3 separate regions of the Homo sapiens genome follow, and all the other regions are linked to region 3. Evidence: chromatin loops called from intact Hi-C (ENCODE). Cell type or tissue: dorsolateral prefrontal cortex. All regions are shown on one strand. Each heading gives the region's core, and the rest is flanking DNA. Links, peaks and the distances in the headings are about the cores only. Region 1 overlaps ACP7 (acid phosphatase 7, tartrate resistant (putative)). Region 2 has its middle 8.5 kb from the start of NCCRP1. Region 3 has its middle 20 kb from the start of FBXO27.

The links. Peaks named below come from ENCODE experiments on the same cell type or tissue, not always from the same donor. Only the 100,000 strongest peaks of a DNase experiment are listed, where the experiment ranks them.
Region 1: it touches region 3 in a loop (2.5-fold over the local background); 19 of 110 quality-filtered maps call a loop at or near these places.
Region 2: it touches region 3 in a loop (4-fold over the local background); 13 of 110 quality-filtered maps call a loop at or near these places.

What each region holds. Positions count from the first base shown.
Region 1 is chr19:39,105,840-39,115,833 of GRCh38, forward strand. It overlaps ACP7 (acid phosphatase 7, tartrate resistant (putative)), which reads left to right. Exons shown (of 13, transcript NM_001004318.3): 12 at 1,108-1,245; 13 at 4,214-5,654. The coding sequence ends at 4,279. Among named protein-coding and RNA genes, the nearest start is that of PAK4, 15 kb to the right of the region's middle. RefSeq lists an enhancer at 4,595-4,664. In dorsolateral prefrontal cortex, for the core only: a CTCF peak has its summit at 4,715 (motif pointing right); DNase peaks (open chromatin) are centred at 4,732 and 6,707; H3K27ac peaks cover 3,235 bases.
Region 2 is chr19:39,183,440-39,193,433 of GRCh38, forward strand. No RefSeq gene overlaps it. Among named protein-coding and RNA genes, the nearest start is that of NCCRP1, 8.5 kb to the right of the region's middle. In dorsolateral prefrontal cortex, for the core only: CTCF peaks have their summits at 3,986 (motif pointing left) and 4,187; a DNase peak (open chromatin) is centred at 3,982.
Region 3 is chr19:39,047,166-39,057,159 of GRCh38, forward strand. It overlaps the pseudogene LOC124904801. Among named protein-coding and RNA genes, the nearest start is that of FBXO27, 20 kb to the left of the region's middle. RefSeq lists an enhancer at 5,309-5,358. In dorsolateral prefrontal cortex, for the core only: CTCF peaks have their summits at 5,281 (motif pointing right) and 5,482; DNase peaks (open chromatin) are centred at 5,286, 5,846 and 6,336; H3K4me3 peaks cover 294 bases; H3K27ac peaks cover 3,954 bases.

The DNA.
Region 1 (9,994 bases), core at 1,302-9,301, 59 kb after region 3:
CTCTGATTTCTCAGCTGAAAGTGTGGTACGGATGGGTCTCATTACTGATGATGCTTACTTTGATCACTTGGTTAGGGAGGTATCAGCCAGCCATCTCCACCATAAAGTGACTCTCTTTTTTCCTTTGTAATTAACAAGCATCTCCTGGAGAGATACTTTGAGACTATGCAAACATCCTGTTATGCCTCAAACTTTCCCTGCTAGTTTTATCATCCATTCATGATCCTTGCTTCAATCCAGTACTATAATGCTGGGTGCAAAATGGTGATTTTCCTCACCCTGGCATCCTCTCTGCTCCTCATGCCTGGCTTTTCTGCTGCAAGCACGAGCATTCTGTTTCCCCAGGCGCTGTTGTTTTAAAAAGCTTTCTTGGAGGGTCTACTGTGCAGCCAGGCTTCAGATCCAGTGATTTCTCTGTTCTTCAAATTGCTTTTTCTCCTTCACACACATCTTGGCCATCTTTCTGTATCACCCCGCTTCCCTGCTTTGCGATGGCTGTGCTATAATGTATTTAACTGACTCCCTGATGGGCGTTGGGATGGCTTCCAGTTCAGGGCTTTCACTGTAATGCTGTAGTGGGCAGCCTTACACAGCCGTGTACTTTTCTAGAAGTCAGAGACCCGGAGCAAGGGAAGCCTGCCTGGGACAAATTGTTCAATTGTGAGTATTATTGTGGCCAAGTCTTTTTGTTTTTGTTTTTGTTTGAGACAGTGTCACTCCGTCTCCCAGGCTGGAATGCAGTGGCACAATCTCGGCTCACTGCAACCTCCACCTCCTGGGTTCAAGCAATTATCCTGCCTCAGCTTCCCAAGTAGGTGGGAGTACAGGTGCCCACCACCACACCAGGCTAATTTTTGTATTTTTAGTAGAGACAGGGTTTCACCATGTTGGCCAGGCTGGTCTCTGACTCCTGACCTCAAGTGATCCGCCCTTCTTGGCCTCCCAAAGTGCTGGAATTACAGGCATGAGCCACTGCGCCCGGCCTCTATGGTGGTCAAGTCTTCACTGTCTTCCTTGAGGGCAGCAGGGTCCTGGGCTAGCAGGTCATTTCTGCTTCCCCGCGGGTCCTCCACCTGCTCTGGGTCTGATCAGTTCTCCCCGCCCCAGGGCTGTGAGGAGCGGCTGACGCCCTTTGCTGTCTTCCCGAGGCCCTGGAGTGCCGTGCGTGTGAAGGAGTACGGGTATACGCGGCTGCACATCCTCAACGGGACCCACATCCACATCCAGCAGGTGTCGGACGACCAGGTCAGTGAGGGGCAGGCCGAAGTCACCTGACTGTACAGCCAGGCCCCTCCAAGCAAATGAGCTGTTAAAAACGTGGGCTCGGCCGGGCGCAGTGGCTCATGCCTGCAACACCTGCAATTTGGTGGGGCTAAGGTATGAGGATCGCTTGAGTCCAGGAGTTCAAGACCAGCCTGGGTACCATGGTGAGACCTAGTCTCTACAAAAAATACAAAAAATGGCCAGGCACGGTGGCTCATGCCTGTAATTCCAGCACTTTGGGAAGCCGAGGCAGGCGGATCACAAGGTCAGGAGATCGAGACCATCCTGGCTAACATGGTGAAACCCCTTCTCTACTAAAAATACAAAAAAAATTAGCCAGGCGTGGTGGCAGGTGCCTATAGTCCCAGCTACTCGGGAGGCTGAGGCAGGAGAATGGCGTGAACCCGGGAGGCAGAGCTTGCAGTGAGCCGAGATCGCACCACTCCAGCCTGGGCGACTGAGCAAGACTCTGTCTCAAAAAAAAAAAAAAAAAAAAAATTAGGCCAGGTGCGGTGGTTCATACCTGAAATCCCAGCACTTTGGGAGGCTGAGGTGGGCAGATCACTTGAAGTCAGGAGTTAGAGACCAGCCTGGCCAACATGGTGAAACCCCGTCTCTACTAAAAATACAAAAATGAGCTGGCCATGGTGGCGGGTGCCTGTAATCCCAGCTACAAGGGAGGTTGAGGCAGGAGAATCACTTAAATCTGGGAGGTGAAGTTTGCAGTGACCCAAGATGGCACCACTGCCCTCCAGCCTGGGAGACAGAGTGAGACTCTGTCTTGGAAAAAAAAGGAAAATTAGTCAAGTGTGGTGGCAGATGTCTGTAGTCCCAGCTACTTGGGAGGCTGAGGCAGGAGGATCACTTGAGTGCAGGAGTTAGAGTTTGCAGTGAGCTATGATCTCGCCTCTGTACTCCAGCCTTGGCAACAGAGTGAGACCCTAACTCAAAACAAAAAAACGAACAAATGTGGACTGTAGAACTAGAAACCTGCTCCTGCTGCTTACCAGCTGAGTGACCTTGAGTCACTCATCTAATTTTTTTTTTTTTTTTTTGAGATGGAGTCTCGCTCTGTCACCCAGGCTGGAATGCAGTGGTGCAGTCTTGGTTTACTGCAACCGCCACCTCCCAGGTTCAGGCAATTCTCCTACCTCAGCCTCCCGAGTAGCTGGGATCACAGGCGCCCACCACCACACCCGGCTAATTTTTTGTATTTTTAGTAGAGACAGGGTTTCACTGTGTTGGCCAGAATGGTCTCGAACTCCTGACATCAGGTGATCTGCCTGCCTCAACCTCCCAAAGTGCTGGGATTACAGGTGTGAGCCACTGTGCTGGGCCCACTTATCTAACTTCTTTGCCTCAGTTTTCCCATCTGTGAGAGGGGATAATCATAGTTTCCACCTCACAGGACTACATGGGGGTTGAAGGACTTATTATATATAAAATGCTTAGAAGAGTGCGGAACTTGGTAAATTCTGTAGGTATTTACCATTGTGAGGCAGGGGAAGATAAAGATGGGGGGTGGGACACAGGTAGGGGAAAACAATAAGATGAGTATGTGGTACAGGTGGCTTAAGGTTAGGTGGATCCAAATAATAATGGCTCACCTTTCTTTATTTTTGCCATTGTAGTTTTAAAATAATGACAATATTTATGATTTATTGAGCACCTACTGCATACCAGGCACTGCCTAGATGCTCTGCATTTAGTAGCACTTTATTTATTTATTTGTTTTTGAGACAGAGTTTCACCCTGTCGCCCAGGCTAGAGTGCAGTGGTGCAATCTAAGCTCACTGCAACCTCCACCTCCCAGGTTCAAGCAATTCTCCTGCCTCAGCCTCCCGAGTAGCTGGGATTACAGGCACATGCCACCACACCCGGCTAATTTTTTGTATTTTTAGTAGAGATGGGGTTTCACCATGTTAGCCAGGCTGGTCTTGAACTCCTGACCTCAGGTGATCCACCCACCTGGGCCTCCCAAAGTGCTGGGATTACAGGCATGAGCCACCGCATGCGGCCCCAGTAGCACTTTATACACCAAAACAATCCCACAGGAGTGGATTTCCTCTCCATTTTATAGGTGAGGGAACTGAGGCTCAGAGAGGGGAAGTAATTTTCCCAGGGTCACACAGTTGGAGGACGGCCAAGCTGGGATCTGATAGCTACCATTTATCGAGTGGCACATGCACCGGGCGCAGACTTTTGTGTGCATGATCTCACTCTGTTCTCATGATGACTCTGGGCATCTATTACTTTGTGCATTGCATAGAACATGGAAGTTTTGCTCAGAGAGTCCAGCAACATGCTTAAGGCCACCTAGAGGGTGGATGCGCTGGCCAGGTGCAGCAGCTCATGCCTTTGGGAGGCTGAGGCAGGCGGATCACTTGAGGTCAGGAGTTCGAGACCAGCCTGGCCAACATGGTGAAACCTTGTCTCTAGTAAAAATACAAAAATTAGCCAGGCATGGTGGTGCATGCCTGTAATCCCAGCTACTTGGGAGGCTGGGGCAGGAGAATGGCTTGAACCTGGGAAGCGGAGGTTGCCACTGCACTCCAGCCTGGGTGACAGAGCAAGACTCTGTCTAAAAAAAAAAAAAAAAAAAAAAAAGGAGAGAGAGAGAAAGAGTGGATGTGCTGGAATATAAAGCAAGGTCTGTCTGACTCCAGAGTTTGTGCTCTAATAATAGCCTACACTTACATAGCCCTTTCCATATGCTGGGCTCTGTTTACAAATACTATCTCATTTAACTCCCACAACATCTATGATGTGGGTACTGTTACTCTTCCTATCACTTTTCAGATGAGGAAAACTGAGGCCCAGAGAGGCCTAGCCACTTGCTCAGGGTTGTACAGCCCATCAGAGGGCAGAGAGGGGACTGGAACCCAGGCCATGTGGCCCCAGAGTTCAGGCTTTCAGCTCTAACTACTGTCCCTGTTTTTGTCCCTCACAGGATGGGAAGATCGTAGATGATGTCTGGGTGGTGAGACCCCTGTTTGGCCGGAGGATGTACCTCTAGGGATGGCGGCAGCTCTCCTCCAGAAGCCTAGGTTTTGCCGCCTTGGCTGCTGTGACCAGAAACTGCCCAGGCCTGGGTGGGGAGTTGGGTGGGCCCTGACTCCCCTGCCCTCCAGAGGCCCCATGTAGGGTACATGCAGCCCTATGGAGCTGGGGCAGCTGTTCCCTCCTGGAGAGGTGGGAGTCCTGGCTGGCTGTGGAGGGAGGGCAGGTGTGCGGGCACAGAGTGACACACGGCAGGTTTCTGCTGGCAGGGCCCCACCCTCCTGCATAGCTCTGATCGGGCGAGGTGCCCACGGGGCTTCAGGAATGAAGAGGCTTAAGCTCTGGCTCCATGGATTCTGCACATCTGCGGGGGATGCCGCTGGGCTTCCTCCTCTCCTGCCCACCTGGCAAGGGCATCGCCAGGTGGGCACAACCGTCATGACACTACTCACCAGCAGGTGGCGTCAGGGGCTTTTTCTTCTGAGCCCGGCACTGAGAGTTGGTCTGAAGCCTGGCTCCTTCTTCACTGCTCCAGGACTGCTATGAAGAGTCCCTTCATGCCTCAGTTTCCCAGCCTGGCACCATCTTATTCGGGAAGAGGAGACGTGTTAACACTCTTGCCTCCTAGCTAGGACAGATGACAAACCGCAAGAGCCACAGACTTGCCAGTTCCTTCCCTCTTTCCTTCCTTTCTTTCCCTTCTTTTATTTATTGAATCATAATTTATTGAGCATCTACCATGTGCCAGGCTCTGTTCTCAGTGCTGGAGAGACAGCTGTGAATGAGACAGAGATCTCGGCCCTCACAGAGCTGACATCCTAACCAGAGAGTTGGACAAAAATCACGATAAATGAGTTGGTTAAATAGCGATTTGTGAGTAGAAAACGCAGGGACGGTGAGAGAGCAGTTTCAATTTTCAGGGGGATCTCACTGAGAGGGCAACATTTGATCTGAAGGAGGTGGGGAAGGAGCCAAGTGGGCAGACATCTGGGGGAAGAGCATTCCAGGCAGAGGAACAGCCAGTGCAAAGGCCCTGAGACAGAAATGTGCCTGGCCGGCTGGGTACAGTAACTCACATCTGTAGTCCCAGCACTTTGGGAGGCCGAGGCGGGCAGATCACTTGAGCCCAGGAGTTTGAGACCAGCCTGGGCAACACAGCGAAACCCTTTCTCTACCAAAAATATGAAATTTAGCTGGGCATGGTGGTGTGTGCCTGTAGTCCCAGCTGCTCAGGAGGCTGAGGCGGGAGGATGGCTTGAGCCCAGGAGGTTGAGGCTGCAGTGAGCCATGATTGCGCCACTGCACCCCAGCCTGGGCAACAGAGCAAGACCCTGTCTCAAAAAATATATATAAATAAAAAAGTTTTAAAAAGAGAAAAATAAACAAAGAAACGTGCCTGCCCTGTTGGAGTGTCCACGAGGAGGCCACTGTGGCTGGAGCAGGGAGAGTGAGAGGGAGACCAAGCTTGAGGACAGGGCAGTGGTGGGGATGGCTTGTATGGAGCCTTACAGGCCACGGTGAGGACTTTGGGTGGAGCCAGGGGAGGCTCTGAGCAGGTGAAGGAAGTGATCGGACTCCACGAGTCACAGGCAAAGGCCCCAGGGCTGACAGCTGCCCCAGGGCCTGCGGGCTCCCAGCCCTGCCAGATGACCTGAGATCTATCTATTCCCCCGTCATGGGGCGCGGTTTCTGCCTCCACAGATTTCATTCCCTCCCACCCGCCCCTCACTTGGCCCAAGGCACGCAGGACTCCTTGCCGTTCCTGGAACACAGCCAGCTCTTTCTCACTGCGGGGCCTGGGCGCTGGCTGTCTGCCCCCTGTGTGCCCTCTCCCCAGCTCATCCCAGGCTGGCGCCTTCTCAACCTCAGGTCTCAGACTCGGTGTCCCCTCCTCAGAGGCCTTCCCTGCTGACCCCAGCTAAAGTAGCCTGTGTTGCTGCCTGCCCCACCCCCGTTTTACTTCGATCTGCAATTCTTTCCTTGATTGGTTAACTTGTTCATTGGCTGTTTACACCCGTAAAGCTAAGTCTGTGAGGGTGGTGACCATGAGTTCAACGCCTCTGCCAAATCCTCCCAGGCCCCTTCTTGGGCTGGATTGGGGACTCTGGGCTCCCCGCTAGTTCCAGTCCTGCGCATTCTAGGCCATCACCGTTTGGGGATGGGTCTCTCTGACTCCCCCACTGGACTTCAACCTCAGAGGGATGGGGCCCAGAGCTGCGTCCCAGCATTGCCCAGCACAAGATAGATACTTAATAAATATTGATTGCCTTAATGAAGGCCACCACATGCCAGGCTCCAGCCGGGCAATGCCAGGGACAGCGATGAATCAGCTACAGTCATGCCCTCTGGGAGCTCGCAGGCAGGCAGGGAAACACGGTTACTCAACACAGGTGATGAGCAGTAAGAGAATCCCGTGGCGGGCCGGGCCAAGACGGTGAGGTCACAAGCTGGACGGTCATGGAGTGCTGTGGCCGCCGACTGAACTGGTGCCCTGTGTGGGTCTGGCATGCCCTGTCCCGGGCTGGGTGAGGCTGTGGACATGCCGGGAGGTGGCAACCTCCACAGAGGGCAGAGGTCAGACACTGGAGTCAAACAGAAACTGGTTCAAATCCCAGCCCCACCAATTCCTGTGTGACCATGGGCAAGTCGGCAACCCTCTCTGAATCTCTGTTTCTTCATCTATAACCCAAGAATGATAATACTCTGTGAGGCTGCCTTGGGGTTAAATGAGATTGAAAGCCTTGGGATCGATATTGATTCCTCTTTTTCTCATGCTCCACATCCAAGTATCTGGAAAATCCTGTTTGCCTTGCCTTCGAAATCGATCTAGACTCTTTTTTTTTTTGACATGGAGTTTCACTCTTCTCGCCCAGGCTGGAGTGCAGTGGTGTGATCTCGGCTCACTGCAAACTCTGCCTCCTGGGTTCAAGCAATTCTCCTGCCTCAGCCTCCCAAGTAGCTGGGATTACAGGAGCCTGCCACCACACCTGGCTAATTTTTGTATTTTTAGTAAACATGGGGTTTCACAGTGTTGGCCAGGCTGGTCTCAAACTCATGACTTCAGGTGATCCACCTGCCTTGGTCTCTCAAAGTGCTAGAATTACAGGTGTGAGCCACTGCGCCCAGCTCGATCTAGACTCTCTACGCTTTTGGCACCCCCAAAGCCCCCACCCTGGTCCTGTCTACACTCATTTCCTACAGACTCCTTGGACTTCCTGCTCCCTCCTTTTCCCGGGAGTCTGTTCCCCACACACAACCAAAGGCACCTGTGAACACCTGCATCAGATCACATCCGCCCCTGCTCAGAGCCCTCCTGTGGCTCCGTCTCAGGTCCACGAGGCCCCAGACGATCTGCCCCTGTCACCCCTGTGTCCTCACCCCCTCCAATCACCCCCCTCGCCCACTCTGCTGCAGCCACACTGGCCTCTGCATTGGACTCCCCACCCACTTTTGCACTGGCAGTTCCCTCTGCCGGGGACACTGTTCCCCCAGGGATCTGTATGACTCCCTTTATCCCCCCCTCAGGCCTTTGCTCAGTGCCACCCTCCCTGACCCTCTTGTTTAAAACAGCTCCACCTAACCGGAGGTCATCAGGTTCGGTGAAATAAGCCAGGCACAGAAAGACAAACCTCGCATGGTCTCACTCATTTGTGGGAGCTAAAAATCAAAACGATGTCATGGACACGGCGAGTTAGAAGGATGGTGACCAGAGGCTGGGAAGGGTGCTGGGAGGCTGCAGGGGATGGGCTTTTTTTGTTTTTGTTTTTGTTTTTTGAGACGGAGTCTTGCTTTTTCGCCCATGCTGGAATGTAAGGGTGAGATACCGGCTCACTGCAAACTCTGCCTCCTGGGTTCAAGCAATTCTCCTGCCTCAGCCTCCTGAGTATCTGGGATTACAGGCACCCGCCACCACACCTGACTAATTTTTATATTTTTAGCAGAGACAGGGTTTCACCATGTTGGCCATGCTGGTCTCGAACTCCTGATCTCAAATGATCCGCCCGCCTCGGCCTTCCAAAATGCTGGGATTACAGGCGTGAGCCACTGCACCCAGCCTCGGTTTTGTTAATGGGCTAAAAAAAAAAGAATGAATAAGACCTACTATTTGATCACACAACAAGATGACTATTCTCAATAATAATTGTACATTTTTAAATAACCAAAAGAGTGTAATTGGGTTGTAACACAAAGGATAAATGCTTGAGGGGATGGATACCCCATGCCTGTATCAAAATATCTCATGTACCCCATAAATACATACACTTACTATGGACCCAACAAAAATTAAAACCTAAGGCTGGGCACTGTGGCTTATACCTGCAACCCCAGCACTTTGGGAGGCCGAGGTGGGAGGATCACTTGAAGTCAGGAGTTTGAGACCAGCCTGGCCAACATGGTGAAACTCCGTCTCTAGCAAAAATACAATTAGCTGGGCGTGGTGATGTGCACCTGTGGTCCAGCTACTCAGGAGGCTGAGGTGGGAAAATCGCTGGAGTCCGGGAAGTTGAGGCTGCAATGAGCCAAGATCGCACCACTGCACGCCAGCCTGGATGACAGAGTGATATCCTGTCTCAAAAGTAAAAAAAAAATTAAATAAATTCTTAAAAAAGTAATAATTAATAATAAAATAAAACAGCTTTACCCTCCATACACCTCCCATCTCCCTTCTCTGCTTTATATTCCTTCAAGACACTGAGGGCTGGGAGCGATGGTTCATGCCTATAATCCCAGCACTTTGGGAGGCCAAGGTGGGCGGGTCACCTGAGGTCAAGGAGATCAAGACCAACCGGAGGTCATCGGGCTGGCCAACATGGTGAAACCCCGTCTCTAGTAAAAATACAAATTTAGCTGGGTGTGGTCATGCACACCTGTAATCCCAGCTACTTGGGAAGCTGAGGCAGGAGAATTGCTTGAACCTGGGAGGCAGAGGTTGCAGTGATTCAAGATAGCACCACCTGCACTCCAGCCTGGGTGACAGAGCAAGATTCCATCTCAAAAAAAAAAAAAAAAAGCATTTAGATCTTGTGACCCACTATATACATACATGTTTGATTATTTTTTTCCTTTTCTCCCCCAAGAGAATGTGAGCTCCCTGGACAACAGGGTTTTTTTGTTTGTTTGTTTTTTGCCAGTTCTGTCCCCTGCTGTTACCTTGGTCACTGGTATATAGTAGGTGCTCAATAAACATGGTTTACGTGGAAGAAAGAAGGAATGAGAAATAAAGGTAAGCTTAGCACAGGGCCTGGCACTGAGGGATGCTTATCAGTAGGAATGACAGTGACTTAGGTGACTCAGATAAAGGCTCAGCCCTCGGGAGCTCCCCGTGGCTGGGTGCGCAGCAGACAGGCACGCAGGACTGGTTGCAACACCTGCCCTGTGTGACGTGCACAGGAAGTTGCAGGTTGCAGGGCCAGAGACCCTGAAGCTTCTGAGAGGCGAAGCTGAGCAAGGTCTTTTTTTTTTTTTTTTTTTTTGAGACAGGGTCTCACTGTGCCGCCCAGGTTGGAGTGCAGTGGTGCAATCATGGCTCACTGCAGCCTTGGCCTCCCCAGGCTCAAATGATCCTCCCACTTCAGCCTCCCGAGTTTCTGGAACTACTAGGCGTGCCACCATACCCAGCTAATTTTTGTATTTTTTGTAGAGATGGGGTCTTGTTATGGTGCCCAGGCTGGCCTCCAACTCCTGGACTCAAGCAATCAGCCAGCCTTGACCTTCCAAAGTGTTGGGATTA
Region 2 (9,994 bases), core at 737-8,736, 140 kb after region 3:
GTCACACCCGGGTGACTTCCCAAAGAAACTCTCTGGACCTGAGGAAGAGTCGATGAGGACGTTCACTGTAGCATTATTTGTGGGGTGGAGCTGGAGGCAGGGGCATGTCCACCCCAGGGGAGTGGGTGGCTAAACAGAAGGGGTGCACCCCCAAAATTCCTGTCCAGACAGCAGGTAAGAAAAACAATAATAAGATTCATAATACAAGGCTGGGTGTATAAATAGCAAATTATGGACATAAAACAATGGTCCTCATTTTGCAAGGTTAGGAGACTCATTTGCATATTAGCATGGCTGCCACTGGGGAGGGAGAGGGGTGAGGGAAAGAATGAATGAACTGCAGATCTTGGGAGAAATGAAGGCCTTGAAGGCCACACTGAGGCTTGGTTCTCTAAGCAAAGGGGAACTCCCTTTTGTGTGGCTTGGGGCCTGGTCACAGGTATTTAATATAAAAATAAGCCAGGTGATCCTAACATACAGCCAGGATTGAGAATGGGAGAATGGGCTGGGCAAGGTGGCTCACACCTGTAATCCCAGCACTTTGGGAGGCAGAGGTGGGTGGATCACCTGAGTTTAGGAGTTCCAGACCAGCCTGGCCGACATGGTGAAACCCCGTCTCTACTAAGAATACAAAAATTAGCCACGCATGGTGGCGGGCGCTTGTAATCCCAGCTACTCGGGAGGCTGAGGCAGGAGAACTGCTTGAACCTGGGAGGTGGAGGTTGCAGTGAGCCAAGATCGTGCCATTGCACACCAGCCTGGGCAACGAGCGAAACTCCATCTCAAAAACAAAAAACATTGATCGAAGTCTGGCTGTGTTCAGGGGCTTTGCTAAGCTCCTAGTTTTGCGCCATTTAACTCCTGTAGTGGTTACCACCCCCCAAGGAAAAGGTTCCCCCCACCAAAAAAAAAAATAGATTCCCCCCCACTCACAAAAAAAGATAGGTCCACGGAAAATCTGTGAGTGTGGCCTTATTTGGGAAAAGGGTCTTTGCAGATGTGTCCTGAGTTAAGGATCTGGAAATGAGGTCACCCTGGTGTATCCGGGTGGGCTCTTATCTACTGAAAAGTGTCCTTTAGAGAAATGCAGAGGAGATTTGGGGCACACAGAGAAGCAGCCATGAGTCAGGAAAAGCCAGGGGCCTTCCAGGAGAAGCCAGAAGGGGCCAGGAAGCAATCTGTCCTGAAGGCTTCAGAGGGAGGAGAGCCCTGTCCACACCTGCACTTCAGACTTCGGCTTCCAGAACTGAGAGAATACAGCCAGGCATGGAGGCTCACGCCTGTAATCCCAACACTTTGGGAGGCCAAGGCAGGTGAATCACTTGAGGCCAGGAGTTCGAAACCAGCCTGGCCAACATGGCGAAAACCTGTCTCTACTAAAAACACAAAAATTAGCCGGGTGTGGTGGTGGGCACCTGTAATCCCAGCTACTCAGGAGGCAGAGGCAGGAGAATTGCTTGAACCTGGGAGGCAGAGATTGCAGTGAGCCGAGATCGCACCACTGCACTCCAGCCTGGGCAACAGAGCGAGACTCGTCCTCAAAACAACAACAACAACAACAAACCAGAACTGAGAGAATACATGGCTGCTGTTTCAAGCCACCACGCTGGGAATTTGTGATCGCAGCCCAGGAAACATGACCCTCGTAGCCGCCTTCTGCGGAACTACTGTACCTTCCTTGGCCTGTTTCACAGATGAGAGACAGGAACAAAGATGTCAACCTGAGGTCACAGAGCCAGAAAGTGATAGAGGCAGGATTCGAATCCTGGCATCGGGCCTGGGAGTTCCTGCATATCCTCACCATGCAGCACTGAGAAGTGGGTCAGGGCTCCCTTCACTACCCCACTTGTGGGACCACAGTTACCAACAGAGAAGTGCCTGTGTCTTCCCAGGTGGCTGGTCACGGAAGGAGGGCAGGCCCCAAGCCGCAGACTCCAAAAGGGAGGCTGTCGTCCTAGGGTGATCCATGGAGACTTGGGGTGGAGAGGTGTTGGCTGGGGGATGAGATGGGGCAGCAAGCAGGGTCCTGGACTGCCCTTGGGGGACACGGGGGCAGCTCAGAGCCACGCTTGGGGACTGCTGGATTATACGAAGGTGAACTCTCTGTTCCCTCCTCTCCCTGCATCTTTTTTCTTTTCTTTTTTTTTGAGATGGAGTCTCGCTCTGTCGCCCAGGCTGAAGTGCAGTGTCGAGACCTTGGCTCACTGCAACCTCTGCCTCCTGGGTTCAAGCAATTCTCCTGCCTCAGCCACCTGAGTAGCTGGGATTACAGGCACAGGCCACCACGCCCGGCTAATTTTTGTATTTTTAGTACAGACGAGGTTTCACCATGTTGGCCAGGCTGGTTTCGAACTCCTGACCTCAAGTTATCTGCGCGCCTCAGCCTCCAAAGTGGTGGAATTACAGGCATGAGCCACCGCGCCCAGCCTCCTCCTACGTCTTTGTCTCTGCCTTCCTTTGTCTCTCTCTTTCATTCTCCTGCTTAGTCTTTTTCATTATTTGAACAGGTGGCCCAAGCCCATGGTACAAAATGTAAAAGATCCCAAAGGGAATAAATGGGAAAATCAGCCTCCCTCCCACCTTACCTCCTTCCCCATGCCCAGCCTCTCAGTTCTGCTCCCCAGAGGCAGCCACTGATACAAGTTTCTTGTGCTTCCTTCCAGATATGTCTGCATGTACCAGGAAATACTTACATGCATATACAGACATGTATTTTCCTTCATACAGATAGCATAATGGGCCAGGCACGGTGGCTCATGCCTATAATCCCAGCACTTTGGGAGGCTGAGGCGGGTGGATCACCTGGAGTCAGGAGTTCGAGACCAGCCTGACCAACATGGTAAAACCCCGTCTCTACTAAAAGTACAAAAATTAGCCGGGCATGGTGGCTTGCGCCTGTAATCCCAGCTACTTGGGAGGCTGAGGCCGGAGAATCACTTGAACCCGGGAGGCAGAAGTTGCAGTGAGCCGAGATTGTGCCATTGCACTCCAGCCTGGGCGACAGAGAGTCTGTCTCAAAAAATAAAAATAAAAAAAATGTTGAATGTTGGCATAACGGGCACATCCCTCTGCCCCTTACTTTTTCCTACTTAACAATGTATCTTGGTGGTTGTTCCCTGCTGGTACATAAAAAGCAATTTTGATCCTGTTAGCGGCTGTGTAATATTCCATTGAACAGAGGAACCATGAATGATAGGAACAGCCACTGTCACTGGACATTTAGGGGGCTTGGAGTCGTTTGGTGTTTTTTATTTTATTTTGTTTTTTATTTTATTTTGAGACAAGGTCTCACTCGCTCTGTCGCCCAGCCTGGAGTGTAGTGGCACAATCTCAGCTCACTGCAACCTCCGCCTCCTGGGCTCAAGTGATTCTCCCACCTCAGCCTCTCAAGTAGCTAGGATTACAGGTATGTGCCACCACGCCTGGCTAATTTTTTTATTTTATTTTATTTTATTTTTTATTTATTTATTTTTTTGAGATGGAGTCTCGCTCTGTCGCCCAGGCTGGAGTGCAGTGGCGTGATCTCGGCTCACTGCAAGCTCTGCCTCCCGGGTTCACGCCATTCTCCTGCCTCAGCCTCCCAAGTAGCTGGGGCTACAGGTGCCCGCCACCACGCCCAGCTAATTTTTTTGTATTTTTAGGAGAGACTGGGTTTCACCGTGTTAGCCAGGATGGTCTCGATCTCCTGACCTCGTGATCCACCCGCCTCGGCCTCCCGAAGTCCTGGGATTACAGGCGTGAGCCACCGTGCCCGGCCAATTTTTTTCTTTTTTGTAGAGATGGGGTTTCACCATGTTGCCCAGGCTGTTCTGGAACTCTTGAGCTCAAGCGATCCTCCCGTCTTGGCCTCCCAAAGTGTTGGGATTACAGGGGCCCTCTCTTCCTGTTTTCTGGCTCTTTGTGTATCTTGTTGCTGTCTCTGCCTCTCCCTGTCCACACTCTTCCCTCCTTCTATCCAACCTCAGTCCTGCCTCTCTGTCGCCCCCTGCAGGGTGAAGTGGGCTCACTGCCCCTCCAACCTCACAAACCTCTGTGGTTTGTATCTGGGGCAGACAGCACCCACCCCAGCCCACCTTTCTACTACCCCTGCCCCCTCCCGACCTGGCTGCACTTTCCCACCCTCCACAGCCCTGATAGAGAGCCCAGGATCTGCTCCCCCAGCCCCAGGTGCCCACCCTCCAGGACCCCTGCCCTTCCCCCTCTACCAGCAGGCTTGGGCCCCAGGACGTGCTGACTCCTGGGGGTGACAGGTTTTGCAGCAGGTGCAGTGGGAGCTAGGCTTGGGCAAGTTGGAAGCGGTGCCTCGGCTGGGTCAGAGCCTCTTCCTCCTGCCGCCCAGCCGGGCCTTCCTGCCCTCCCTGCCCAGCAAGCAGAGCAACGTCAGGTCAGCCCTGGGCTGGGGACAGACAATAAACAGACCTGCCCAAGGCCCTGCCCTGGTGAGGATGACATTCGGGCAGGGTGAGAGACTGTGATCCAGTGACAGCCACACGCACAGAGGTATTTACAAAGCATGCTGAATGCAAGAAAGGACGAATGGGGTGTGATAGAGAATAGCAGGGAAGGGGAATTTATCTGGCCTGGGGATGGCCCAGCTCTCTTTCTTTGTACCAGTAGAGAACAATCACCAAACCATCTTGTTAGGCAGAAAAAAGCAAGAAGGGTGTGTGCCGTATGACAAGGTGACTTGTTTTGTTTTGTTGAGACAGTCTCTGTCACCCAGGCTGGAGTGCAGCGGCACGATCTTGGCTCACTGCAGCCTCGACTTCCCAGGCTCAAGTGATCCTCCCACCTCAGCCTCCGAAGTAGGTGGAACCAGAGGCACTTCCCACCATGCCTGTTTTTTTTTGTTGTTGTTTGTTTGTTTTTGGTAGAGACAGGGGTCTCGCTATGTTGCCCAGGCTTGTCTCAAACTCCTGAGCTCAAGCCATCCTCCTACCTCAGCCTCCCAAAGTGCTATAATTACAGGCACTGCACCAGGCCAGTTTTTTTGTTTTGTTTTGTTTTGTTGAGACGGAGTCTTGCTCTGTCACCCAGGCTGGAGTGCAGTGGCACTATCTCAGCTCACTGCAACCTCTGCCTCCCAGGCTCAAGCGATTCTCCTGCCTCAGCCTCCTGAGTAGCTGGGATTACAGGCATGCACCACCATGCCTCGCTAGTTGTTGTATTTTTGGTAGAAACGGGGTTTCGCCATGTTGGCCAGGCTGGTCTTGAACTCCTGACCTCAAGTGATCCGCCTGCCTCAGCCTCCCAAAGTGCCCGGATTACAGGTGTGAGCCACCATGCCCGGCCATTGGCCGGCTTTTATTATTTCATCTAGTTCCCTGGTTGTCGACAAGGTGATGCTTCCCAGATTTTCATCTCAGCCCCGACCCCTCTCTCAGACTCCAGCCGGTACATCCAGTTGCCCCTGGCATCACCCCTGCGGATACCTCGTACTTCACATATATGCATGGAGTACTTGATTTCCCAAGAACCCCCTCAAAGAGCTGCCCCATTCTGTCTGACCTCATCTCCCCTTCATTCTCTTCACCCCACACTGGCCTCCGTGCTCTTCCCCAACCCACCAAACCCCGTCGCACCTCAAGGCCTTTGCACTGACTGTTTCCTCTCCCAGAATGCTCCTCTCCTAGGCCTTTGTGCAGCTAATTCCTTCCCCTTCTTCAGGTTTCTGCTCAAATATCACCTCCTCCGAGAAGCCCTCCCTGACCACCCCAACTAGGCAAGGCTTCCACCTGCTCTTCTCTGCCCTGACAGCGCATTCTTCACCTTCAAGGCACTTAGTGCTGTTTGTCAATTAACTAGTTACTTGTTGAATTGTAACTAGTTAATTGACATCCCTTCCCCCACAAGGCTGCAAGCCCCGTGGGGACAGGAATGGTGTCTGTTCTTTCACCACATTACACCCCAGTGCACAGGGCTTGGCCATTGAAGGCATCTCATAAACATCTGTTGAAAGAACAGGTGGTAGAAAGCAATGAGAGGCTCCGGACCTTGTTTGCTTTATAAAAATTATATTTTTTATCAGCCTGGGTAACATGGGGAGACCCCCATCTCTACAAAACATTTAAAAATTAACTGGGCATGGTGGTGTGTGCCTGTGGTCCCAGCTACTTGGGAGGCTGAGGTGGGAGAATCACTTGAGCCCAGGAGGTTGAGGTTACAGTGAGCTATGGTGGTGCCACTGCACTACAGCCTGGTGACAGAGAGAAACCCTGTCTCAAAAAAAAAATTACACTTAGGCTGGATGTAGTGGCTCATACCTGTAATCCCAGCACTTTGGGAGGCCACAGTGGGTGGATCACCTGAGATCAGGAGTTGGAGACCAGCCTGGGCAACATGGTGAAACCTCGTCTCTAGTAAAAATACAAAAAAAAATTATTTGGGCGTGGTGTCACATGCCTGTAATCCCAGTTACTGGGGAGGCTGAGGCAGGAGAATGGCTTGAACTTAAGAGGCAGAGGTTGCAGTGAGCCGAGATTGCACCACTGCACTCCAGTCTGGGCAACAGAGTGAGACTGTCTCAAAAATTACACTTAAAAGTGTAATAGGCTGGGCACAGTGGCTCATGCCTGTAATCCCAGCACTTTGGGAGGCTGAGGTGAGCAGATCACTTGAGGTCAGGAGTTTGAGAACAACCTGGCCAACATGGTGAAACCCCATCTCTAGTAAAAATACAAAAATTAGCTGGGTGTGGTGGCAGGTGCCTGTAATCCCAGCTACTCGGGAGGCTGAGGCAGGAGAATCGCTCCAACCCGGGAGGTGGAGGTTGCAGTGAGCCAAGATCGTGCCACTGCACTCCAGTCTGGGTGACAGGGCGAGACTCCATCTCAGGAAAAAAAAAAAAAAAGTGTAATACTTAAAAGAAGTAATACGCATAAGTGATACCAAATCCAAAAGTTTCAAAGGACATAGAGTACAAAGTCATTGTCCCCACCTTGCCTGTCTCGGACGCCACCAGATCTCGCCCGCAGAGTCACTTTCTGGAAGAGATCTGACAAATCTTCATTTTATATACATATATATATATATATATATATATGTATGTATATTTTCTTCTTCTTTTTCTTCTTCGGCATCCATTTTGAAGCACAAGGCCCACTGTTCCATATCTTGCTCTTCTACTTAATAACTGCCTCGTAGATACTTTCTTATTAGCAACATAGAGAGAATTGGCATACTGTTTTTGTTTTGTTTCTTATTGAGGTATAATTTACATACAATAAACTACGCCCATTTTAAATCTACAGTTTGCTGAATTTTGACAAATGTATACACCCATATAATGACAACTGCAATTAAAATGGAACTTTCTCATCAGCCCACAGCATTTACTCTTGTGCCTTTTTGTAGTTAAGCCCCACCAGCCTCGTGAAATTACAGACCTGCTGTATCTGATTCTAGATTAGTTTTGCTTTTTCCAGAACTTTAGATAACTGGAATCACATAGTCGGTACTCTTTTATGTCTGGCTTCTTTCTTTCCTTTTTCTTTATTGTTCTTTTGTTTATTTATTTACTTTGAGTCGGAGTTTCACTCTGTCGCCAAGGCGACACTGAGCAGTGGTGCAATTTTGGCTCACTGCAACCTCTGCCTCCCGAGTTCAAGCGACTCTCGTGCCTCCCGAGTGGCTGGGATTACAGGCGTGCATCAACGCTTGGCTAATTTTTGTATTATTAGTAGAGACAGGGCTTCATCATGTTGGCCAGACTGGTCTTGAACTCCTGAGCTCAGGTGATTCGCCCGTCTCGGTGTCCCAAAGCGTTGGGATTACAGGCGTGATCCGCCGCGCCCGGCTTTCTTTTTTCTTTATGCTCTAAAATCTATCACTGGCCAGGCCTAGTGGCTCACACCTATAATCCCAGCACTTTGGTAAGTCGAGGCAGGACTATCTCTTGAGCCCGGGAATGTGAGACCAGCCTGGGCAACACAGTGAGACTCCCATCACTACAAAAAATACAAAATTTGTAAAATAAATAAATTTTAAAAATGTATCACTGTATTGCCTGGCTTCTTTCATTCATCACAATGTGTTTGAGAGTCATCTGTGTTTTGTATGTACCCATAGATCATTCCTGGGCTGGGCGTGGTGGCTCACACCTGTAATCTAACACTTTGGGAGGCCGAGGCGGGAGGATTGCTTGAGCTCAGGAGTTCGAGACCAGCCTGGGCAACATGAGGAGACTCCCTGTCTCTACAAAAAAATACAAAAATTAGTTGGGCTTGGTGGTGTGTGTTTGTGGTCCCAGCTACTTGGGAGGCTGAAGCAGGAGGATCGTTTGAGCCCAGGAGATGGAGGTTGCATTAAGCCGAGATCGTGCCCCTGGACTTCAGCCTGGGAGACAGAGCCAGACCCTGTCTCAAAAAAAAAAAAAAAAAAAAAAAAAAAGGTGATTCCTCTCCTTGCTGAAGTGTGCTCCATTGTGGCCATTCCAGTTAGTTTATGCACCCACTCGTTGCTGGGCACTCGGGTTCCCCTCAGTTTGCAGCTGTTATGAAAAAGTACCGTGACCAGGTCTCTGTGTGGACAATGTTTTCATTTCCCTTGGCTAACTACTTCAGAGCAGGGTCACTGTGTCGTAGGTTGTGCATATTTTTTGTTTTATAAGAAATTGTCGGCCAGGTGCAGGAGCTCATGCCTGTAATCCCAACACTTTGGGAGGCCGGGGCGGGTGGATCACAAGATCAGGAGTTCAAGACCAGCCTGGCCAATATGGTGAAACCTCATCTCTACTAAAAATACAAAAAAATTAGCTGGGTGTGGTGGTGCATGCCTGTAATCTCAGCTACTCAGGAGGCTGAGGCAGGAGAATCGCTTGAACCTGGGAGTCGGGAAGTTACAGTGAGCCAAGATCACGCCACTGCACTCTAGCCTGGGCGACAGAGCAAGACTCTGTCTAAAAAAAAGAAAAAAAAGAAAAGAAATTGTGCAATCCTTTTCCAACGTGGTCATACCACTGCTCGTGCTTTCTGTACTTCGTGATATATGAGACGTGGCTTTGGGGAAGAGGGACTGTGTTGGTCACCCAGGCTTTGACGTATTTGGGAAATAGCCTGTCGGGGCTGAACCCCCATATTAGGGACTTTACCATCCCCCTGCTGGAGAGAGGGGGACGTTTGGGACTTATTGTTAGAATGCACTTGGAGGCCGGGTGCAGTGTGGTTCACCCCTGTCATCCCAGCACTTTGGGAGGCCGAGGCTGCAGTGAGCTGTGATCAGCATCACTGCACTCCAGCCTGGGCAACAGGGAAAGATCCTAACTCAAATAATAATAATAATAATAATAATAATAATAATAATAATGCACTTGGCTTTGCAGGGCCCAGCTGTGGCCCTGGATCCCTTGGATTGAAGTAAAAGGGTTTCTCATAGATTCTGGGGCCCATCACAATTACTGAAGCCGGCTCCTTGGAAATAAATGCACATTTCTCAGAGGCTCCCTGGGTGAATCTGACAGAACCTGCCCTAAAGTTTGGGAACCGCTGAGTTTGGGAACCACAAAAGCCCTGAGATGCAAGAGAACAGGTCCTGGAGGCAGAGACCAGAAACCCAGGACCTTGGATGCTGGCCAAAGAGATGGGATTTTTCTCCTGAGGGCACTGGGGAGTCATGGAGGGCTTAACTGGGGGAGTGACACAGTTCAGGCTTTAGTCCAACCCCTGTGGCTGTCATGTGTATGGGTGTGTGTGGAACAGATGTGAGCGAGGCACCCAGAAAGGAGATCATGTGAAAACCACAGCCAGGGTAGGGGTAGGCAGGAGGGGATGTCAATCTCTACAGACTCTAGTTTTCTTTATTTTCCTTTATTATTTTTTTTTCAATTCTTTTTATTTTTTATTTTTTGAGACAGAATCTCTCTCTGTTGCCCAGGCTGGAGTGCAGTGGTGCCATCTTGACTCACTGCAACCTCCACCTCCCCAGTTCAAGTGATTATCCTCAGTAGCTGGGATTACAGGCATGTACCACCATGCCTGGTTAATTTTTGGTATTTTTA
Region 3 (9,994 bases), core at 926-8,925:
TCCTTATCATATCTTGCTGGACAAAAGTCCAAGGAACACCATGATGATATCCTACTGGAACAAGGGCCAGAACTGCCTTATCATGGGAGCGTCTTATCAATATCCTGCTGGGCAGCAAGCCATACTGCCCAGACCCCTCCCACCCATACCTATAAATTGCCCCAGCCTGTAAGCAGTGATGGGCTCTGGCATTAGGCTGGTCCCCCACTTCTGTAAGTTTTATGCTGGACATAAAGCCTGTATTTGATGTCCAGCCCCCCCTTCTTTCTGTGTATCTTTCTTTAACCCTCACCATCGCTTCAAAACCTAACAAAGACGGGTTCTCACTATTTTGCCGAGGCTGGTCTTGAACTCCTGAGCTCAGCCGATCCTCCTGCCTTGGCCTCCCAAAGTGCTAGGATTACAGCAGTGAGCCACAGCACCTGGCCTGAAATTTTTTTAATTAATTAATTATTTTGTAGAGCCACGATCTTGCTATGTTGCCCAGGCTGGTCTCAAACTCCTGACCTCAAGTGAGCCGCCCGTCTTGGCCTTCCTAAGTGCTGGGATTACAGGCATGAGCCACCACACCCAGTGAGTGTCAGAACTGAACTGAATGAGAAAACACCCAAGTGGTGTCTGCTGTCAAATTGCTTGGTGTGGGACAGAAAACCCCCCTATACACCCAGAGTCCCTGAAGTATTCTGTGTTGTGAGAATACAGCAGGAGAAACTGGATTTGTTTTTCTTGTGTGGGGGGACAGGAGGAAGTAAGGAACAGAGAAAGAAGGATGCTGCTCAGAGACAGGTGAGACAGGAGGGTGGACCAGCCCAGGACCGGGGCATAGGAGCCAGGAGAAGTGGCTAATTCTGGATAGATTTGAGGGTGCCCACAGGATTTGCTGAAGAATTGGGCATGGGATGCTGGGCCACACAGAACACGTTCAGGATATCAGGCGATGTTTTTTGTGAAGTCCTTGTCTATAGAAACAGTTTGATTGAAAGATGTGGCCAGGTGTGGTGACTCACGCCTGTAATCCCAGCACTTTGGGAGGATGAGGTGGGAGGATCCTTTCAGGTCAGGAGCTTGAGACCAGCCTGGGCAACATGTAGAGAGCCCATCTCTATTTTTTTAAAAAAGGGAAAAAGCAATTTAATTTCTTTTTTCTTTTTTGACTAGAGACAGGGTTTAGCCATGTTGCCCAGGCTAGTCTGGAACTTCTGGGCTCCAGGGATCTGCCCACCTTGGCTTCCCAAAGTGCTGGGATTACCAGCACCCTAAAAAAAGGAAAATTTTAAAAAAAGAAAAATTTGTTACAAAATTCATGGACCTAAGTGAGGTATAGTGATTTATCAGTGATAGAGAATAATGCACAGAGAAGAGGTACTTAGGTATTTGCTTTTTGTTGAACCCACCACCGTGAAATCCACCAAAGCGTCCAGGTACCATCTCCTCATGTCCCTTTTTTGTCATCCTGTGTCATTTTGGGCTAATTTAATATCCCTCAGCATGCAAAAGAGGCAGCATTGCTGTTACACTCAACATCCTTGCTTCTGCTGATCTTTTTTTTTTTTTGAGACAGAGTCTTGCTCTGTCGCCCGGCTGGAGTGCAGTGGTGTGATCTTGGCTCACTGCAACCTCCGCCTCCTGGGTTCAAGTGATTCTCCTGCCTCAGCCTCCCAAGTAGCTGGGACTATAGGCATGCGCCACCATGCCCGCTAATTTTGGTATTTTTAGTAGAGACGGGGTTTCACCATGTTGACCAGGATGGTCTCGAACTCCTGACCTCAGGTGATCTGTCCACCTCAGCCTCCCAAAGTGCTGGGATTACAGGTATGAGCCACCGCGCCTGGCCACCTCTGCTGATCTCTATGGCTATCTGTTTAACACTGGTCACATCGTTCCTCATGACACTGCCCCAGGAGGCTGCTTCATCTGTTGTGACATCCATGAATACCGGCTTCTGGTGACTTCGTCAGAGGTTTTCTTGGGCTGAGTGGATGACAAACACAAATGCCAATGCCAATCTTTATTCTTCTTGTCAGACAGTAATGTGCTGATGTCATAAGAAGGCTTAAAAGGGAGGCGCATTGTATTACTCCGTTTTCACGCTGCTGATAAAGACACACCTGAGACTGGGTAATTTATAAAGAAAAAGAGGTTTAATGGACTGACAGTTCCAAGTGTCTGGGGAGGCCTCACAATCATGGTGGAAGGCAAAGAGCACGTCTTATATGGCAGCAGAGAAGAGAGAGAATAAGAACCAAGTGAAAGGGGAGAAACCCTTACAAAACCATCAGATCCGCCGGGCACGGTGGCTCACGCCTGTAATCCCAGCACTTTGGGAGGCCGAGGCGGGCGGATCACGAGGTCAGAAGATCGAGATCATCCTGGCAAACACAGTGAAACCCCGTCTCTACTAAAAATACAAAAAAATTAGCTGGGCGTGGTGGTAGGCGCCTGTAGTCCCAGCTGCTAGGGAGGCTGAGGCAGGAGAATGGCGTGAACCCGGGAGGCAGAGCTTGCAGTGAGCTGAGATCGCGCCACTGCACTCCAGCCTGGGTGAAAGAGCGAGACTCCATCTCAAAAAAAAAAAAAAAACCCATCAGATCTCGTGAAACTTATGCACTACCAAGAGAACAGTATGGGAGAAACCGCCTCGATGATTCCATCATCTCCCACTGGGTCCCTCCCACAACACATGGGAATCATGGGAGCTACAATTCAAGATGAGATTTGGGTGGGGACACAGCCAAACCATTTCACGCATCTCACTTAAGAGCATGAAAACCCAATCATCAAGTTTACGAACTACAAAAGGATCAAATGCAAGTCTTTTATTTATTTATTTATTTATTTATTTATTTTTGAGATGGAGTTTTACTCTGTCACCCAGACTGGAGTGCAGTGGCACGATCTTGGCTCACTGCAACCTCTGCCTCCCGGGTTCAAACAATTCTTCTGCCTCAGTGTCTTTTAAAAATTTTTCAAATATTTTTTAGCAGTGGTGAGGTCTTGTTCTGTTGCCCAGGCCGGCCTCGAACTTCTGGTCTCAAGCAATCCTCCAGCCTCTGCCTCCCAAAGTACTGGGATTACAGACGTGAGCCACTGCACCCAGCCAAAAGCAAGTTTTTGTTTGTTTGTTTGTTTGTCTGTTTGTTTTCTGAGACAGAGTCTCGCTCTGTCACCAGGCTGGAGTGCAGTGGTGTGATCTCGGCTCACTGCAACCTCTGCCTCCCAGGTTCAAGTGATTCTCCTGCCTCAGCCTCCCATGTAGCTGGGATTACAGGCGTGCACCACCACGCCCGGCTAATTTTGTATTCTTAGTAGAGATGGGGTTTCACCATGTTGGCCAGATTGGTCTCAAACTCTTGACCTCATGGTCTACCTGCCTCGGCCTCTCAAAGTGCTGGGATTACAGGTGTGAGCCACCGCGCCTGGCCCCAAAAAGTTTTAACCAGAGTAATGTGAGCAAGAACTTTTCTGGTCATGTTAAATGATCATATTTGGAATTTCCTGGTGGAAATGTAGAACCACACACCTTCCACCCAAGTCTGTCTTTAGGCCACCATCCCCGCATTCAAAAAGCCTTTTTTTTCTTTTTTTTTTAGACAGGGTTTCACTCTGTCACCCAGGCGGAGCGATCGCAGTTCACCTAAGCCTTGGCCTCCCAGGTTTAAGCAATTCTTTCACCTCAGCCTCCCGAGTAGCTGAGACTGCAGGTGCATGCCACCACGCCTGGCTAATTTTTCTGTATTTTTAGTAGACATGGCGTTTCCCTGTGTTGGCCAGGCTGGTCTCAAACTCCTGACCTGAAGTGATCCACCTGCCTCGGCCTCCCAAAGTGCTGGGATTACAGGCATGAGCCACCACACCCAGCCAAGATTTTTAAAACTTTTTACAATTTTATTTTTAGAGCTGAGGTCTCACTATGTCACGCAGGCTGATCTCAAACTCCTGGGCTCAAGCGATCCTCTTGCCTCAGCCTCCCAAAGTGCTGGGATTACAGGCGTGAGCCATCGTGCCTGGCCCCTAGAGTCCTTCAACACTGACCTTGTCTTAGCCTTCAATATCCCTGCAACCTGTGAGAATAAGCAAAGCAAATACAGTGACCACGTGTCTGTCCCTCCTGGAGCCCAGCTGTAGCTGACCGGAGAGCATCGGGTGCCCATCATGTTGTGGAGTCACGGTCTCGAAAACCCTGGGAGGGGAGAGGCACAATTTGCCCATTATGGAGAAGAAACTGGCCAGTTCTTCAAGAGCTTGATGTCTCTTTTCCTGGCAGCAGGAGTTACAGGCCATGAATACTAGTTTCTGTGGGAGAAATAAAGGAATCTTTGCAGATGGCAAGGGAAAAAAACAGCTCCTTTCTAAAAGGACATTGCCTGCCAGGGACGGTGGCTCACGCCTGTAATCCCAGTACTTTGGGAGGCCAAGGCAAGCAGATCGCTTGAGCTCAGGAGTTCAAGATCAGCCTGGGCAACATGGTAAAATCCTATCTTTACAGAAAAATACAAAAATTAGCTGGGCATGGTGGCACACATCTGTGATCCCAGCTACTGGGGGAGGCTGAGGCAGGAGGACTGCTTGAGCCCGGGAGGCAGAGGTTGCAGTGGGTGGAGATCAGGCTGCTGCACTCCAGCCTGGGCAACAAAGTGAGACTCTGTCTCAAAAGAAATAACAATAATAAATAAAATAAAATAAAATAAAGGGGCATTGCCTTATTGTAAATCCAAGTTTACTAAGTAACTAGCCTCAGTCTAAACACTGGGGAAAGTACAATTCTGAGATGATAGGCCGTTTAGATATGAAGTACCAGATGACATCCTACGTGTATATAATCTGTATTTTGGCTGGGCATGCTGGCTCATGCCTGTAATCCCAGCACTTTGGGAGGTCGAGGCAGGTGGATCGCTGGAAGCCAGGAGTTTGAGATCAGCCTGGCCAATGTGGCAAAAACCTGTCTCTACTGAAAACACAAAAATTAGCTGGGCATGGTGGCAAGCACCTGTAATCCCAACTACTTGGGAGGCTGAGGCAGGAGAATCGCTTAAACCCTGGAGGAAGAGGTTGCAGTGAGCCGAGATCGCGCCACTGCACTCCAGCCTGGGTGACAGAGCGAGACTCTGTCTCAAAAAAAAGAAAAAAGAAAGTTGATACATGGACCCATCTACCTGGCTCCACGCTAAGAGGTGGTCATGGACCATTGATGACCCAGTGTCCTGAATGTGTCCTGTGCCCAGGGTACGTCCAGAAGCTTCGTGGCAGCACCATTCTGGTGGCCGCCAGGGGGCGCCATGTGCTTGCCAGGCAGCAGTCCTGGAACTGGGGTCCAGCCACAGGGCCCCAGGACCACGCCACAGGGCAAGAGTCCTAGAGTTCCTGGTAGTTTCCAGCTGAACCTATGCACACGGGGTCGTTGGTGGAGGTGGAACTAGATCTCTGCAGAGCACCCTAAAGGGGAGAAACGGGACAGGCCCACACAGGTCTTGGTCTGAACTGGGAGTACCCTGCCCTGAGAGCACTGTGGCTTGGCTGGCCCCAGCTGCTGGAGAGGGACTTAGAGGAAAGTGCCACACAGTGTAGGATGCCCACTTGCCTGGTCCAAGGATGCTCCTGGTGGGTGTGAGAGAAACAGCAAAGTCCAGCATTTCCAGACTTGGATTTCTCCAAGGTTTCCAGTCATGTTGCCATTTATTGGGAAGGGGAATGGTGCAGGACTGGGGGAAGGAATAGGAAAATCAGGGCTTCATTTTGGGGAAACTGAGGCTCAGAAAAGCCCACAGGCACCGAGCAAGGATGTGAAACCATTTCCCTCGTAACCCCCGGGCGACACCGCCTGCCCCAGTTCCACGTGAGGTTGTAAAGCACTGATGCTGCTGAACATTTTCATAAATGACTTCATTTAGTCTCATCAACAATGAGCATTTTGATCCCATTTAGGGGGAACAAAGGGAGGCTCAGAAAGACCTTGCCGAGGCCTTAGATGGAGGAGGTGGCAGATTTTAGTGTGCTCTGAGTCCAGGCCCACTTTAGGCTCACAGAACCACCTCAACCCCTTTCTGCCCTAGGCCGGGCTTTTCCGAGCCTCCCTCTGCCCACTTGCCTCCTCCTTCCAGGAGTCAGGGTACTGGGGGGCTTCCCGCCTGCGCCCAAGGGGCCATAGGGCCTCATTCCCATCCATTCCTGCCTCTGTGCCTTGCTCTAACCCAGCTGGCCACAGCCCCACCTGGCCCAGGTGCCGCCGGCCCTGCTTGGTCCCCATACAAAGGCCTGTGGGAGAGGCTGGGAAATTGCCATCCACCTGGGGACAGTGGGAAACAGTCATCGTCAGCCTGTCCATATCCAGGACACCGTGCTGCATCCTGGCTCACAATCAGGAACCAGAAGGCAGCACGGCCCCCACAGGGCTGGCACGGGCAGCCTCACTGTGGCCTGTGCCCTGGGCAGTACCAGGCAGCTCCATCCTGTGGTACCCAGGCTGAGTCCATCTCTTACGCCCACGCCCAACCTCTCAGCAAACCCAGGCAGCTCCAGGTGCACAAAATCTGCACAGCACCTGCCCTTTCTCGCCCGACCATGGCCACCACCCTGGCCCCATCCACCCCTGTCTCCATCTGGACCATCACTCCCATCCACAGACTCCCTGCTCCTTCCCACCCCACCCTCGCAATCTGTTCCACAGCCACAGGGAGACTGTGAACACCTGTGTCACTCCTCCGCCCAGAACCCTCCCGGGGTGCCATCCTGCCCTGAGTAAAGGGCAAAGTCCTCCCCTACGGCCCACCAGGCCTCACATGATCTGCCCCGCCCCACTCTGACTCTGTGGCCTCCCACAGCCTCCTTGCTCACCCAGCCTGGCCACTGCTTATTATTCTGTTCCCACCACGGGGACTTTGCTTGGCTGCCCCTCCCCATAGGTCACTCCCTACCCTCCTTCCAATGTTTGCTCAAATCTTGCCTTCCCAGCCAGGCTTCCCCTGACCACTGCCTTTAATACTTTAACCACCCTGCCTTTTTTTGAACTCCTAATTTTTTATTTTTATTTTTATTTTTTGAGATAGGATCTAGCTCTGTTGCCCAGGCTGGAGTGCAGTGGCGTGATCATAGCTCACTGCAACTTTGAACTGCTAGGCTCAAGGGATTCCTCCTGATTCAACCTCCCAAGTAGCTGGGACTATAGGTGCACACCCAGCACTTATAATTGTAATTTTTAATAGAGATGGGGTTTCACTATGTTGCCCAGTCTGGTCTCAAACTCCTGGCCTCAAGTGATCATCCCACCGCAGTCTCCCAAAGTGCTGGGATTGCAGGTGTGAGCCACCACACCTGGCCACCACACTGCCCTTTTTACCCCCTTTGCCTACTCTGATTTTCTTGGAAACCTTCCATAGACTTCACAGCTTCCTCTCACCATCCCACTCATCCAGCCACTGGCCATGGCCACCTTCCCTGTTACTGTACGCAGGCTCCAGGAGGGCTGGTCAGCTCAGCCTCTCTGCTGGAGTCCTTTATTAGTTTCCCATTGCTGCTGTAACGAATTACCACAAACTTGGTGCCTTCAAACACATTTATTCTCTTGCTGCTCTGGAGGCCAGAGTCTAAAATCAGTTTCACTGGGCTGGAGTCAAAGGAGCGGAAGGACTGCCTGCCTTCTGGAGGCTCGGGGGAGCCATTCATTGCCTCTCCTGGCTTCTGGAGGCTGCCAGCATTCCTTGGCTTGTGGCTGCATCACTCCAATCTCTGCCTCTGGAGTGATTTTGCCTTCTCCTCTTCTGTGTGCAACCTCCCTCTGCCTCTAATTTATAAGGACACTTGTGACAGCATATATGGCTTACCAGGTAGTCCAGGATAATCTCATCTCAAAACCATTAACTTGGCCAGGCGCGGTGGCTCATGCCTGTAATCCCAGCACTTTGGTGGGCCGAGACAGATGGATCACCTGAGGTTAGGAGTTCGAGACCAGCCTGGCCAACATGACGAATCCCTGTTTCTACTAAAAATACCAAAATTAGCCAGGTGTGGTGGTGCGTGCCTGTAATCCCAGCTACTTGGGAGGCTGAGGCAGGAGAATTGCTGGAACCTGGGAGGTGGAGGTTGCTGTGAGCTGAGATTGTGCCATTGCACTCCATCCTGGGCGACAGAGCGAGACTCCATCTCCAAAAAAAAAAAAAAAAATCATTAATTTACATCTGCAAAGACGCTTCTTTTGTATAACATAACATTTATAGGTTCCAGGGATTGGGTTGCTGTCTTAGTCTATTCAGGCTGCTAGAACAAAATACCATAAACTGGGAGGTTTAAAAAATTTATTTCTCACAGTAGTAAAGCCTGGGACATTCAAGATCAAGGTGCTGGCAGATTCGCTGTCTGATAAGGGCCCTGCTTCCTCATAGAGGAGGTCTTCTCCCTGTGTTCTTACAGAGTGGAAGAGGCAAGGGCTCTCTCTATGGCCTGTTTTATAAGGGCACTAATCCTATTCATGTGTACTTTGCCCTCTTGACCCAATCACCTCCCGCAGGTCCCACCTCCTAATACCATCACCTTGGGGGTTGGGATTTCCATATATGAATTTTGGGGGTTTTTTCTAGAGACAGGGTCTCTCTCTGTTGCCCAGGCTGGAGTCACAGATCACTGCAACCTCAACCTCCCAGGCTCAAGTAATCTTCCCACCACAGCCTCCCAAGTGTCTGGGACTTCAGGTGCATCCCACCATGCCTGGCTAATTTTTTTGTAGAGATAGGGATCTTACTATGTTAGCCAGGCTGACCTTGAATTCCTGGGCTCAGGCGATCCTCCTGCCTTGCCCTCCCAAGGTGCTGGGATTACAGGCGTGAGCCACTGCTCTTGGCCTCAGTATGTGAATTTCAGAGGGGATACAAACATTGAGACCATCGCATACCTGAATATATTTGGGGGTCGTTATTCAGCCTACTGATAATCAGGTCCTGACTGATGGTGGTTCTAGGAGAACAGAGCCTCAGGGAAGCTCATCTGCAGCTGGTTCTCTAATCTACAGGGCTTAAGAGCATCATCAACCCTGTTGCCATGGTTAAGGGGGCACTGGTAGTTCACAACATGCAGAGACAAAATGGTGACTTATACTGTGACCTGTCGTCACCTGTCATTTACAGGGTCAGGTCCATTCTGCACTGGTCTCCCTGTTGAGCAAGGACGGTGGCCATTGTCAGTCCAGGCTCCCCACTTCCTTGTTCTTTTTTTTTTTGATAGAGTCTCTCTCTGTCACCCAGGCTGGAGTGCAGTGGCACGATCTCTGCTCACTGTAACCTCCGCCTCCTGGGTTCAAGTGATTCTCCTACCTCAGCCTCCTGAGTAGTTGGGATTACAGGCGCCCGCCACCACGCCCAGCTAATTTTTGTATTTTTAGTAGAGATGGGGTTTCACCATGCTTTCCAGGCTGGTCTGGAACTCCTGACCTCAGGTGATCCGCCCACCTCGGCCTCCCAAAGTGCTGGGATAATAGGCGTGAGCCACTGTGCCTGGCTGCTTGTTCTTATCCCTTTTTTTTTTTTTTTTTTGAGACAAGGTCTCGCTCTGTCACTCAGAGTGGAGTACAGTGGCGCGATCATGGCTCACTGCAGCTTCGACCGCCTGGGCCCAAGCAATCCTTCTCCCTCAGCCTCCTGAGTAGCTGGGACCACAGGTGCACGCCACCACCCCCGGGTAGGTTTTTCCAATTTTTTTTTTTTTTTTAAGATGGAGTCTAACTCTGTTGCCCAGGCTGGAGTGCAGTGGCACAATCTTGGCTCACTGCAACCTCTGCCCCCACCAGGTTCAAGTGATTCTCCTGCCTTAGCCTCCCGAGTAGCTGGGATTACATGCACATGCCACCACGTCCAGCTAATTTTTTGTATTTTTAGTAGAGACAAGGTTTCACCACATTGGCCAGGTTGGTCTTGAACTCCTGACCTCAGGTGATCTTCCCGCCTCGGCTTCCCAAAGTGCTGAGATTACAGGCGTGAGCCACCGCACCCGGCCGACTTTTACAAAATTA